2 separate regions of the Homo sapiens genome follow, and region 2 is linked to region 1. Evidence: read pairs that join two places in POLR2A ChIA-PET (ENCODE). Cell type or tissue: B cell. All regions are shown on one strand. Links, peaks and the distances in the headings refer to the core of each region. The heading gives the core; the rest is flanking DNA. Region 1 has its middle 9.5 kb from the start of NXT2. Region 2 has its middle 110 kb from the start of TMEM164.

Region 1 (2,828 bases), core at 328-2,827:
AAGTCTTTTGTCATATATATGTGTATATATATAGTGAATATATATACATATATATAGTGTATGTATATATATATTCATTAAGTATATATATATATATATATATACTATATATATAGTGAATGTCTTCTCTAAATCTGTGGCTTGCCTTTTTACTGTCTGGATGCCTTTTGATGAACAGAAGCTTTTAATTTTTATGAAGTACAATCTGTCAATTTCTCCTTTTAAGTTTATGTTTTCTGTGTCCTAATGAAGGATTTTTGCTTGCCTGAAGGTCCTTAAGATATTATCCCATGTTTTATTAATTTATATTTCACATAATATCTAATCCTTCTTAAATAAATTTTTGTGTGTAGTATGAAGCATAGATCTGGTGATCCAGAACAATTTACTGAAAAGGCCATTCTTTCACTCACTAAATTGCAATGGATGCTTTGCTGTAATTCAGGTAATGGTTTATAAATTACTTGACTTCCTAATCTGTTCCATGGATTTCTTTGTCAGTGTTTGCATCCCTATCACATTCAAATATTGGAGTTTTAAAATAGGCCTTGAAAACTTGAGGATGTGTAGTCTGCCAACTTTGTTCCTCTTTTCCCCAAAATTTGTCTGTACCTATTTTAGATCTTTTGCATTTCCATATAACTTTTATATGTAACTTTTCAATTTCTACACAAAGATATCCTTCTGTGCTTTTGATTTGGAGTGCATTGAATCTTAGACCAATTTGCAGAGAATTGAGATCTTAACAATATTCACTTTCCAAATCCATGCACATGATATATCTCTCCATTTATCTAGGTCTTCTTTGATTTCTTTCAGCAATGCTTCATAGGAGAGGTCTTCAACATCGTTCACTAGATTAATTCCTGGATAGCTCATTTTTTATACTATTGCAAATGATATTGTCTTTTAAAACATTTTCCCATTGTTTGCCATTATTTGTTTATTTTAGCGGGGGTCTCGTTTTGTCATCCAGGCAGGAGTTCAGTGGTGCGATCATGGCTCACTGCAGCCTCAACCTTTTGGGCTCAAGTAATCCTCCCACTTCAGCCTCCTGAGTAGCTGGGACCAGGCATGAACCACCAAGCCCGGCTGAATTTAAAAAAATTATTTGTAGAGACGGGGGTCTCTCTATGTTGCCCAGGCTGATCTCGAACTCCTGGGCTTAAGCAATCCTCCCCCTTGGATTCCTATAGTGTTGGGATTTCAGGCATTAGCAATGGCATCTTACCTGCTAGACATATGACTCATTCTTATGTGTTAAACTTTATCTAGAGACTTTGTTAAATTTACTTAAATATTTTTTTTTCTTGAGACAGGGTATTGTTCTGTCACCCAGGCTGAAGTGCAGTGGCATGATCATAGCTCACTGCAGCCTTGAATCCCTGGGCTCAAGTGATCCTTCCACCTCAGCCTCTTGAGTAGCTAGCACTGCAAATGTGCACCACAATGCCTGGCTAATTTTTTATTTTTAAATTTTGTTGTAGAGATGAATGTCTCAATATATTTCCCAGACTGATCTCAAGTTCCTGACCTCAAGTGCTCCTCCTGCCTTGGCCTTTCAAAGTATTGGGATTACAGGTATTAGCCAAAGTGCCCAACCTATTTAAACATTTATAACAATTTGTATATTCTTTTGGATATTTTATATACAAAATCATGTTATCCAAAATAGAGTTTACTTCTTTCTTTACAATCTTTATATCTTAAAATTAACTTTCTTGATGTATCAAACTGATTAAGGTTTCCAGTACAATTTTGAGAAATGGAAATAGTGGTCACTTTTGTTTTGATTCTCTTCTCAGGGGAAGAGTTCAATATTTCACCATAAAGTATGATGTCTGATTTTTAAAAACAACCCTTATTAGATTAGAACATTTCCTTTCTATTCCTACTTTGGTATGCTTTTTTTAAAAAAATCAAAAACAGATGTTGAATTTTATCATGTGCCATTTCTGCATCTATTGGTGGCTTTCCCCTTTATTCATCGAATATAATAAAATACATTGGTTGATTTACAAATGTTAAACCAAGGTTCCATTACTGGTCTAAATCTCAGTTAGTCATCATTTGTTTTATATATTACTGGATTAATGTAGCTAATATTTTGTTCAAGATTTTTGCATCTATGTTCATAATAGATATTGGCCTGACATTTTCCTTTCTTGCTATATTCTCATTAGATTTTGGTTTCAGGGTTCCGTTGGTCTCATCAAATATAGCTGGGTCAGCTTTCTTTTCTAGTGTTTGCATAACATATATTCCCACCCTTTTTACTTTTGACTTTTCTGTATCCTTTTGTTTACTTGGAGTCTCTTTTAAGCAGCATGTAGTTGTATTTTTTTTTTTTTTATAAAAGAAGCAGTCTGACGATTGTAGTATTTTAACTGGAGTGTTTAGTCCATTTGCATGTAATTTGTAAATATACTTGGTTTTATAGCTATCATTTTGCTATATGTTCTCTATTTGTCCTGTCCTTTATTTTTCCTTTCTTGACTTCTGCTTTATTATTCAAGTATTTCTATTCCACTATTTTCTTCTCTATTGCTTTTTAATTATACGTTATTTTGTAATTCTTTTTCTTGGTTATCTTAGGGATTATGAAAGGCATCCATGACTTATTCCAGTCTATCTTAAATTAGTATTTTTACCGTTTCCTGAACATGTAGTATATAACAGTTTCACTCCTTACTGACCACTCAACTTTTGTACAATTGTTGTTATGTCTTTTATTTTATTTATGTTTAAAACCCTATAGGAGGTAAATTTTATGTTATGTATATTTTACTACAATAAAAACATAGGAAATTATTATTATCATTGTTTTA
Region 2 (2,828 bases), core at 235-2,734, 360 kb before region 1:
TAGAAAATTATGCTGAGTGAAAATAAGCCAGTCCCAGAAGTTACATATTGTACAATTCTATCTATATCATGTCTGTGAAGTGACAAAATTATAGAAATGAAGAACAGATTAATGGTTGCCTAGGTTTAAGGAGGTGGGGGGAGATGAATATGATTATAAAAGGGCAATAGGAGGGATCCTCAAGGTGATGGCACTGTTCAGTACTTTGACTATGTACTATAAGACCTACTGTTTTAGGATGCATACCCCATTTTCCATGATATGCTTATTTAACATGTGGTGGTATCCATCACATGAACTTACATGGATGATCAAATTATATAGAACTAAATACACATACACACATATGAGGATAAATATTAATAAAACCAGGGAAATCTGAATAATATAGGTGGATTGTATCAACATCACTATTCTTACTATGATATTACAGTTTTCCAAAATGTTACCATTGGGGAAAACTGGGCAAAATGTATGAGAGATCTTGCTCTTGTTTTTTTTAGCTGCATGTGAATCTGCAATTATCTCAATAAAAATGTCAATTAAAACAAATGGCCAGTGTTGCTGAGCTTAGTGGATGAGCAGGAGAGTGGTGAGCGACAGGTAGATGAGCTAAGCAGAAGACAGATTATCCACAGCCTAGTAACCCACGGAAAGACTTTGGATTTTATCCTAAACCCATTGGGAAGCCATTGGCGGGGAGTCACATGAATTTACATATATTTTAATAAATAATTCTGGTTGCTGTGTGGAGGGGCCAGAGTGGCAGCAGGGAGACCATTGTAGCAGGCCAATGTTTTTCCCTGTATTGCTACCATTGTAGCAAGAAATTTCTGCTAGCTTGGATCAGAAATGAGTGAAGATGGAGAGATGTGGATGGATTCAGGATATATTTTGGGGGTGGAGCTAACAGAAGTTCATAGCTGGATGGATGACTATGAAGTTCCCAGTCCGGGAATTTTCTGGAATGGGGCCACTTCTACACAAACACCCTGAGCTATTCTTATAGGACAAGTGAATTTTCAGAAATGGAATATACATTTGAGTACATGCCGACGGCCTGGCCTATCACATGGGATTGGTATCAGCCTTTCTGGTAGCTTTAGACATTAGAAATCTCAAGCTATGTGGAAATTTTTAAAATAGAATTACCAAAAAAAAAAATGGCTCCTCTTGGCAGACAGATTAGAAAAAAGAGGTCAACCTCCAGATGGATGCAGTCCTGTGCAGGGCACAAGGCTTGGTGAGAAGAGCATGAGCTTAATTTCATTCCCACATCCCTTTAGCCAGGCGCCATTGTGTGGAGCACAAAAAAAGCCCTGCAGCCCTGCTGCCCATACCTAGAAGCTTGAGTCCTGCCTGCTGTTATTGCTGCCTGTGGACACTAGGGGGCAGGGCAACTATGTAAATTAGGCCTTCCCTTGCGTTCTTGGGAGGGTCTGATGTGGTGGCCCACGGACGTGGGCTGGACTTCACCTTCAGGTAAAATCCGTTAGCTCCCAGAAGTTCCCAGGCTTAGCTGGTCTGGGAAATTAATTGCTCATTAATCTCTTTGAGACAGAAGAATTGGGCTGCCAACTCATTTGACTGGTAAAACTAACCCAGTTTCCTACAAGTTTGTTTATATCTTGCCAAGTGGAGCTATGGAATGTTTCTTAAAGCAGTTTAGAAATCTGAAAAAATCCAGTATAGTCCACATCACTCCAGTATAATTCCAACATATTCTGGCTTGCAAAAGGGATCCCACCGTATTGCCAGTCAGCCAGCTAGGGAAGAGTGTGATTTATGCAGTGTTTCCTTAGAACCCAATGTTTCCAGTTATAATTGTATCTGAGCAATCTGAGTCTAGTGGCCTCCCTTGTTAATCTCTTAGGTGGCAGCACCAATGGGGTTGAGAAGACAGGTCCGGATGATTGTGAGAATAGTTCCACAGCCTCCTTGCCTGTCACTGAGTGCACAGGGCACAGAGTACAAGCATTGCTTCCTAGTGGCTACTAGGTGGCCTCTAGCATCCCCAGCCTCGGGGACCATGTCAGCTCTGTCCAAGAGGATGGGCAGATTGTGTGAAGGTGTCAGGAGACTAGCAGAATGACATTTGGGAAAGATTTCTGAGTGCCAGATGGAAGGACATGGCTACAATAGGGCATGGCAGCAGAAGGAGACAGAGGGGAGCGTAGAGAGCCAGTGTGCTGTGTCAACCGGGGCTCAGAGAACCAAGGTGAATGGAATTAAGACAACTGAAGTGAAGCAGAAGGAGGCAAATCCAGAACAGAGGGACCCAATGCCCCCGTGGGGTTGTGTCATGTTGGTATTTCTCTGGAAAGACTGTGTCTAGTTAGTGCATGGGGCCAGGATGAGGAAAATAACAGTAAAGCATTCTGTACTTTTCTAGGCTGTCTCAGTCCTATGTAAAGGTGGTGGGGGATTTGCCCTGAAAGGTGTTCTGCAAGCCCCCCTCTCAGGATAACTATATTTGCGTGGTCAGCCTGGTACCCTGAATTATTATTGTTATTTTTAATTACAAACATGTGCTTTGAATCATTAACACAAGAGAGGTCTTGTGGAAGCCAAGACTGGCTGTGCAGCCGCGGATGAAGCCTGCTTTGCAGCAGAGGGCAGCATCCACTGGTTATAGTTCATTCCTGACCTGAACAAGCCTAGTGAAAACTTTAGGGAGATTGAACAGGGGAGGAGGATGTGGTCTGGAAAATGGGAAGGGGGTGGATTTCCTCATGTTTCATCTTCTCTTGCAATGTCATGGTGTATCTGGGGACTCGGTTGTTACTGAGCACTTCTCTCCATTGAGTACAGTAAAAAGTCATAGAGGA

Evidence for each region. Peaks named below come from ENCODE experiments on the same cell type or tissue, not always from the same donor. Only the 100,000 strongest peaks of a DNase experiment are listed, where the experiment ranks them.
Region 2: POLR2A ChIA-PET joins it to region 1 with 5 read pairs; 5 of 35 experiments call an interaction of 5 or more read pairs at or near these places.

What each region holds. Positions count from the first base shown.
Region 1 is chrX:109,525,923-109,528,750 of GRCh38, reverse strand. No RefSeq gene overlaps it. Among named protein-coding and RNA genes, the nearest start is that of NXT2, 9.5 kb to the left of the region's middle. In B cell, for the core only: no CTCF peak of the experiment used is centred there; no DNase peak of the experiment used is centred there.
Region 2 is chrX:109,889,651-109,892,478 of GRCh38, reverse strand. No RefSeq gene overlaps it. Among named protein-coding and RNA genes, the nearest start is that of TMEM164, 110 kb to the left of the region's middle. RefSeq lists a silencer at 1,392-1,461 and an enhancer at 1,245-1,539. In B cell, for the core only: a CTCF peak has its summit at 1,381 (motif pointing right); a DNase peak (open chromatin) is centred at 1,438; H3K27ac peaks cover 321 bases.